Regions from separate parts of the Mus musculus genome. Here region 2 is linked to region 1. The links are chromatin loops, found by intact Hi-C in ENCODE. Cell type or tissue: left cerebral cortex. All regions are shown on one strand. Each heading gives the region's core, and the rest is flanking DNA. Links, peaks and the distances in the headings are about the cores only.

Region 1 (4,405 bases), core at 124-4,123:
GCATGTCCTTTTGTGTCTGAGTTACTTCACTCAGAATAATATTTTCTATTTTATCTATTGCCTGCAAAACTCAGGATGTCCCCATTCTTAATACCTGAGTAGTATTCCATTGTGCCCAATGTGGGATCCAGCTTAATGGGAGGCCCCAAGACCTGACACTATCACGGAGGCTTTGGAGCACTCACAAAAAAGGATCTACCATGACTGCCATCCGAAAGATGGAACAAGCAGCTGAAAGAGTCAGATGCAGATATTTGCACCCATCCAATGGATAGAAGCTTCTAACCCCTGTGGTTAAATTAGGGGAAAGAAGCTGAAGAGGAGGGTAACCTGGTAGGAGAACCAACAGTCTCAATTAACCTGGACCACTGAGATCTCTCAGACACTGGACCACCAACCAGGCAGCATACACCAGCTGATATGAGGCCTCCAACACATGTACAGCAGAAGACTGCCAGGTCTGGGTTAATCAGAGATGATGCACCTAACCCTCAAGAGACTGAAGGCTCCAGGGAGTTTAGCTGTCAGGTGGGGTGAGGGTAGAGGTTGAGGGCATCCTCATGGAGACAGGGGGCAGGGAGGAGGTATGGGATGTGGAACAGTTGGAGGGTCTACTGGGAGGGGAATAAAATCTGCAGTTTAAAATTAATTAATTAATTAAAAATTAAAAATAAATAAATAAAATAAAAATAAAAGAGGGGTTCTGCAAGGCTCTGCTGTTTGAACCAATGAGCTCAAAGCAGAGAGCAAATCCCACATCCCACAGCCAACTGAACAATGATAAATGCTGTATTTTATTTTCCCAAGCATCATCTTTCAAGAAAGCAGCCAAAGAGGTAAAGATTGGTTATCTCAGCATAAATAATACTGGAGCTCCACCTGTCACTGATACTTACTGCTGACAAATTGGTATAAATATTTGAGATGCTAAAGAAAAAAAAAGTGTTGAAGTCATTGTGCTGAAACAAGCTAATTCATTTTTGAGGAGAAGGAATCAAGTTGGTTTTAGTCTGGGAAAAGACATATAGATACAAAGATTGAGGGTGGGACAATTCCTCTTTGTAATTCTAGCCTTTGTCAGAAGAAACAGAGAATAATTACACACACAAAATGGAAACAGGATGAATATTCAAAAGAAAGAGGGATAGTTTTGCCTTCTCCCTAGAGCAGCTTTCTTCCAAATTGTATTTGGACAAATTTTTATGTGTCTACAAAACTGATATAATTTTCATTTAATCTAGCCACAAAAGGTGCTACCTTCAATATTAGTTAAAGAATAATATCCTCATTCCTTATTGAGTTATTACTTAGTGGATGCCTTTTGAAGTTCTCAAGTTGGCTAACAGTAATATGAAGCTAACAGTAATAAGAAGAATTGTAGAACAACTCTTAAAGAGGCTTCCATTTTAGGATCTTCCCAGGGGTTCAGTCTCTTTCAGCATCCTTCTTGAGGATAAAACCCTGCATTCGCATTGGCCTATCCAAGGAAGTGCTTTTGTTTGTATTCACTTAGTCACAATTTTCGGCAAGAATATCTTTGCAAATGAAAGAATTCAGGCATCTGAAAGACCTTCAGTTTTCACACTTGGATAAAGAGATCACTCCTGGACTCAGTTCTCTCATCTGACAGGCACAGCAATACCTGTAGTAAAAGCTATTTCATTAACATTGAGAACAAAAAAAGGCAAAATACATGGCAAACTACTACAACTTTAACGTGTTAGATTTTTAGCAGTATTCTTCTCATTCCTCCTAAACTATGCCAGCATGTCCCACGGTCATTTTGATACTGCTTCAAGATCTGAAGTCATGAACAATGTGACTCTAAGTCAGCTACATTTCCTAAATTAACCACGTTATGTAATTAGTATCTCTTGATGTATGTGTCTGAGGTATTTTTCCCATAATTATCTCTTCCTTCCTCTCTTCAGCAACACTACCACCCACGTAGTTTTCAAATTACAGCTTTCATGGCCCTAGTTTACACAACTACTTGAGTGTACCACCTTTTTATGTTTTCTCTCTTTTATCTAGCTAATCTTCACAGTAGATATGACACGCAGTCCATCACAAGTATACATATATCTGTGGAAAAGCAACTCTGCTCTTCAGTCACAAAGGTCCAACTCAGGGCAAACAGGGAGACAACCACAGTGACCCTTGCTTTGCAACACAGTGAAAGTGCCTACTTCCCTCCTCCTCTCCAGTTGCTGACTCAACTGCCCTCATTCAGGACCTTGTAGATAGTGGAATGTACCAAGCCTCCATGGCCTTTGAACTAAATGAGGGAGAGACACTAGGCATCCAAGCCAACACCAAAAACAACTCTCTAGCACCGTGGACATTCAGGCCCCAGGGAGTCTGCCATTCTTAGAATGAAATTTCAGTTCTAAGTCATGAGTTGCCAGACAACTCAGAAATGAATATAGCTTGTTCTCTCTCCTATGAGTATTTGGACTGGGCCAAATCCATCAAGGGAAATAAAGCATAAAGGAAAACAGAAAGAATTTTTCTTCATGTCAAGAGTTTACATATTATTATTATTATTATTATTTAATTATTTTTTACAGTCCAGTCATTATCCCCCTCCCGATCTACCTTCAGACAGTTCCTCATCCCATTCCTTCTCTCCTGTCTCCAAGATGTACCCACTCCCTACCCCACCAGACCCCCCCCTCTGGGGCCTCAAGTCTCTCTCAAGGTTTAGGTGTGTCTTCTGTCACTGAGGCCAGACCAGGCAGTCCTCTGCTGTATGGGGCTAGTGTATGCTGCCTGGTTGATGGCTCACTATCTGAGAGGTCTCGGGGGTCCAGGTTAATTGAGACTGCTGGTGTTCCTATAGGATCACCCTCCTCCTCAGCTTCTTCCAGCCTTTTCCTAGTTCAACCACAAGGGACCCCAGCTTCTGTCCATTGGTTGGGTGTAAGTATCTGCATCTGGCTCTTTCAGCCGCTTGAAAGGCCTCTCAGAGAACAGGTTCCTGTTGAGTTTACATATTTTCTAAGATTTCTTTGGACTCTTTAATTACGCATAAGCTATCATCTCAATCTTTTAGACTTTGAATGACCATCAACCCCAGTGAAATCAGTAATTTATAAATGGCAAAATTCCCTTCCCCCAGACTGGTACTTTAAAAAAACACTGAAGGGTCACAACTGCCTAAAATTGGGAGATTTTGTGTTCCAGTTATAATAAATTAAAATATTTTTGCAAAACTCTTAACAAACACTTGAACTTACTAACTGGGACTGACTAATCATGGCAATGTGATTTCACTTCATGGGCCCAGAGTCCTCACTCAGAAAAGGGTACAACTATTTTCTTCATATATTAGCTGAGGCATCAGAGTTGTGACAAGTCCTAGTAACCAGCAGTATTTTCCAGAACAAACAGAGAAAACTAATTAGGTTCAATTCTCAATCCCTCTACTTAACCACTGGGTTTGGCTTATTGTCAGTTAAGAGAGGGCATTAGTACAAATCACTGACTAATATTTCTAAGGCAGAAACACCCAGGCAGGAATTAATGTAGAAAGAAAATGATGAAAATGTGACAAAAGAGCATCAGACAAGGATGAAGTCTATATATCAACTGCCTTGATCCCCTTTCAGTGTGAAAAATACCCACGCTGAGTACAGAATAAAAGGCTCTTTGTTTCCATATGCACAAGACAAAGCGCAGGCTTCTGAGGCTGAGCGCTGTAGCTGCCACCCTCTTCCTGGTTTCCCTGCTTGAGGGTCCAATTAAAATCGAAAAAAGATGGAGTTTGTGTTTATCTGTTACCAGGAGCTATATATTATTCCCTTTGATTTCTCTAGGCATAAAGAGAGTTGGGCTTGGAGGAGGAAAGAAGCAAAGACCAGTGACAGCCATCTGCTCAGATCATAAAGGGCAGGCTGTCAACAGCATGCTTAATAAAGCCATTTCTTCCCGGGAACGCTTATCAACTGGAGAGGTGGAAGGTCACTGAACCCTGTGCAGTCGAGATGGCCAGAATTTCAACGATATACTTTTACACACTGCCCTCTCTGCTGCTGTCAGAGTCATGGCTGCCAGTGTTAGGTACCAAACATCAGGCACCTCTCTTATTAAAAAGCCGTTTCCTAAAACAACAGAAAACAGTGAGATTTCTATAGGCTACATGAATAGCCAAATGAGCCAGCCTTTGTGTCTTACACTGATTAAGCAATGTCCATCAAGTAGAGGGTGTTCCTGAAGCACAGCTTGCTCCCACATATACCTTAGTACTCCGACCTGCTCTGGGGAAGTTGCTTTTATTGAGTCTTCACATAGTGCGGAGTTCAGATATTTTCTCACAGTTCTCAAGGCTACAAAGTAACAGCTTGAACTCAGATTGTTTTCCTTCTAAGTCTAGCAGATTTTCCTTTATACAAGAACCATGGAT
Region 2 (4,405 bases), core at 82-4,081, 220 kb after region 1:
TCCTCTTCATAAAAAATGGTGCCACCTACAGTGGATGAATCTTCCCAATTCAGTTATGGAAATCTTATTTCCTCAAAGACATCCTCAGATATCTTTCTTCCAGGTGAGACTGGATTATATCAAGTTGACAATTAAGAACCCCATACATAGCTACTAAGCACTTTACCATTCATCCATCTTCCTAGCTCAGATCTCAATAGCTCAGTAATAATCAAAGAAAAAGAGATCATCATTTTGGGAGGGAGACAGAGGATGAACAGGGGAAAGGTTGGAGGGAGGGGACATAGGAGGAATTGGTGGTGGCTAACAATGTGATTTTATTGCAATTAAAATTAATTTTTAAAATTTACACATAGATATTTTGTTTGGCTTCTGCTACCTACCTTCCCAAAATAAATTGGGCCAAACTCATTAGCAATAACAGTTGTGATTACAGACTATATACATTATTTAGTCTCTAGCTACTTTTTCTCTGAAGACCAGAAGGGTGGGGTTTATGAAGATAAGTAAATTTTCTTTTCTTTTTTTTTTAAAGATTTATTTATTGTATGTATGTGTATGTATGTATGTACAGTACACTGTAGCTGTCTTCACACACACCAGAAGAGAGCATCAGATCTCATTACAAATGGTTATGAGCCACGCTGTGGTTGCTGGGAATTGAACTCAGGGCCTCTGGAAGAACAGTCAGTGCTCTTAGACACTGAGCCATCTCTCCAGCTTGTAAGTAAATTTTCTAAGATCACACATGTTTTATTTTTAAAAGTTGTGCCAGTCATATGGCTCAGCAAGTAAAGGTACTTGCCACCAAACCTTGCCATAAAACCTGTGTTTGATCCCCAGGTCCCACACATGGGCATGTTAGGAAGAGATTTGGTTTCCAACTTCCCCATACATGCCAGATAAAGTGAAAGAAACATTGTGCACAGTAACACACACACACACACACACACACACACACACGGTAGATAGAGATACATACATAATACATACATACATACATACATACATACATACATACATACATACTAGATAGATAAGAAATTTTTCTAAAGTCACTTATCCTAATAGAAATAAGAACTCTCCCCTCTTATTTGAATTTGAAGTTTAACATATTCACAATTCTGTAGAAGAAGAATAGGGGGGAAGGAGGGGGACGAGGAGGAGGAGGAAGAAGAAAAAGAGGAGGAGGAGGGAAATAAAAGAAAAAAAGTAATATTCTGATAGACAGTTTTACCCAGTCATCAGATATCATCATGAAATTTAAGGTATCTTTTGCTGGCATTTTTCTGTCTTGCATTCAGTAGCATGCTGCCATGAAGATGGGTTTCCTTCTTACACTGTATCCATTAAATGAGAGCAGATCACAGGACAGAGAGAAATGTATCACTAAGAGGAAAGCCCTCATTCAGCAATTGGCCTTTACATCCAACCTCTCTGACTCTGCAGAAATGAGGCTTCTACAAGCATAATTTCAGGTGTTAATTTAAAATTCCAAATGTGAACCGTTGAAATCCTGGCCAAATATAATACCATGACTTGTCATGAAATATTTGATCATTTTACTATCCTCATCAATAAAACTGTTTCTTAAATAATCAATGGTTAATGTTCAGATTGAGGCCCTAAGAAAGCTTTCTTTTTATTTCTCCCCCAGAAAATAATTTTTATAGTTCATAGTGTAGTCTACATAATGGGCACAGCTGTGGACATAATTCCCTATTTCTTCAAACTGATACCAGTGATACTGTTTAATTTCTTAGCATCTTCTACTATCAAGGCAGCATGTCAGCATCAATCATCAAAATATTGGGAAAGAAACAGCACAGGAAGGCAGGATAAAAAAGTAAAAGAGAGACAAAGGTTATTAATAGTTACAGAATTAAATTTGCTGGAGAAAAAGGATGGTGTTGGCCATTGCACAATTATCTCTGATTGATTGACATGACAAATGTTAACAATAGCAAGTGACACAGACCAGAGCAGAATGTCACATACATCAAAGCACAAATCCAGACATTCTTTGTTATTAATTTAATCTTAGTTTAATCACTCACTCCGTATGTAATTTTTCTTCTTTAGAGATGAGGGTTTATCTTGAAGCATGGAAATCATTGATTTTTTTCCCTCTCATTTATTCTTACAAGTATATATTTTATATTGAACATATACTCCCTTCTTAGATACATCCCCCTCACTTGTTAATTGCCTCTGTCCTCCTAGACAATTTCATTTCAATTTTAATTTAATATACACATACATGATTTTATGTTAGCACATAAAAATCTAGACATCATGGATGAGAAAAAAAACATATGATAATTGTCTTTCTAGTCTGGCTTAAAATGTTTAATACGGTTATCCCCAGTTGTAACAATTTTCTTACAAATGACATAACTTCATCTTTTTATAGCTTGGAATGGGTGGGCTTTGTTGGAGGAAGTATATCACTGTGTAGGTGGGCTTTGAGATCTCCTAGTGCTCAAGTTCTGCCCAGTATGCAAGAGACTCCTTCTGGCTGCCTTTAGATCAAGATGTAGAATTCTCAGCTCCTTCTCCAGCACCATGTCTGCCTAGACACTGCCATGCTTCCTGCCATGGCAATGGACTAAGTCTCTTAAACTGTAAGCCAGCCCAATTAAATGTTGTCCTTTGTAAAAGTTGCCTTGAAATGTAATTGAGGAAAATACGTAATAAAAAAAAAACATTTAAAAAAAAAGTTGCCTTGGTCATGGTGTCTCTTCACAACAACAAGAACTGTAACTAGGATTATATGTACACAAACATATATACATAGGTTGGTTTCATAATTAGCTCTTGTGGATAGTATTGCAATAAGCATTGATATTCAAGTATTTCTGTGATATTCTGACTTGGACTGTACCAAGTAAATACTCAGTAGTGGTATAGCTGTGTCTTATGGTAGATCTATTTCTAGGGCTTTTTTATTTTACATTTTTGATTTATTTTTATGTGCGCATGTATGACCATGTCTCTGTGTGTGTGTTAGTGTGTGTGTGTGTGTGTGTGTGTGTGTGTGTGTGTGTGTGTGTGTGTTTGCCATGGCATGTGTGTAGGTCAGAGGACAACTTATGGGAACTTCTTCTCTCCTTCCTTTTACTTATATGGATGCCAGTAATAAAATTCAGGTTATCAAGCATGGTGTCAGGCATCGTTGCTACTGAGATACTACGATGGTCCCTTTTTCTAGATTTTTCTATAAACTTCCATACCAATTTCCACAATGGTAGAACTCATTTTTATTCCCACCAGCAGGATATAAAAGTCTCCTTTGTGCTATCTGAGTGAGCACTTGTTGTGTGGTATCTCAAGACAGTTTTCTATCTCTGATGGTTTAATGAGGTTGAAATTTTTTATATGTATTGTCCATTTATATTTCTTCATTTGTGAACTGTCCACTTAATTGACTCAAATGGTTGGTTGAGTTTTGTTTTATTTTTGCTGTATTTTTTTTGAATCATTGGTATATTTTAGATATTAGTTCTCTGCCAGATATATATCTGGCAAATATTTCCTCAAATTCTTGTGCTATCTAAAAGAGGGTCTTTTGCCCACTACAATACATATTGTTAAATCAAATACAAAGAAGAGAAACCAAAAGGCAATGAACTGGAGGAAAGAACCTGTATCTACTAGTTTCCCATTTCTATAATGAAACACTTAAAACAACTTACAAAGAGAAAAGCTTTATTGTAGCTCAGGGTTCTAGAGGTTACACTCCAAGGTCAAGGTGCAGGTAGCACAGCAGGCTGGGAGCTTCAGGAGCACAGCTATTTTACCGCACATACAATGAAGCAAAATAAGAGAAGAAAGACCAGGGTCCCACATCCTTACCTTAAAGACACGGTCACCATGACCTAATGTCCTTATAAAAACCCTGCTGACTGCAGGTTCTCTAACCTCTACAGTATCCCTTATAGACCAAAGCCTTTAACCCATGATCTTCTCCAAAAATACCAATATCCCAACCATAGCAAGACCCAGTTGAAGCAAAACCTCAATAGCAACCCTGAGTGAGGCAGATGAAGCTTGAAAGCACAGAATCAGGAGCCAAGGGCCCAAGGTGATGCGAGTAAGGAAGCTTAGATAAAGGTGAGGTTGCCAAGGAGCCAGGAGAAGTGAATTCTGAAACTGAAGCTTTAGCCTCTGTCACTTCAAAGTCCTGAGGCCACCACACCAGCCAATGAGGCTGAAGACACCAGAGTCAGGGAGCACACGTTGTAATTAGCAATGTTCCATAATTCCCACACCAATGTCGTGCAATGGTAGATCTTCTGTGGAAGAAAAATTCTAAAATAGTCAGTGAAATTAATTTCTTAGTGATTCATTCCTAGATTACAGAATAATTCCAAAGGCTTTTGAACAGGTTAAATTTGATTGCTTT

Evidence for each region. A loop is a pair of places that touch in the nucleus more often than their neighbours do. Peaks named below come from ENCODE experiments on the same cell type or tissue, not always from the same donor. Only the 100,000 strongest peaks of a DNase experiment are listed, where the experiment ranks them.
Region 2: a loop joins it to region 1, with 3 times the contacts of the local background. A loop is called at or near these places in 2 of 42 quality-filtered maps.

The regions. Positions count from the first base shown.
Region 1 is chr12:92,292,496-92,296,900 of GRCm38, reverse strand. No RefSeq gene overlaps it. Among named protein-coding and RNA genes, the nearest start is that of Gm40548, 290 kb to the right of the region's middle. In left cerebral cortex, for the core only: no CTCF peak of the experiment used is centred there; a DNase peak (open chromatin) is centred at 1,819; H3K27ac peaks cover 328 bases.
Region 2 is chr12:92,067,536-92,071,940 of GRCm38, reverse strand. No RefSeq gene overlaps it. Among named protein-coding and RNA genes, the nearest start is that of Gm40548, 68 kb to the right of the region's middle. In left cerebral cortex, for the core only: no CTCF peak of the experiment used is centred there; a DNase peak (open chromatin) is centred at 2,487.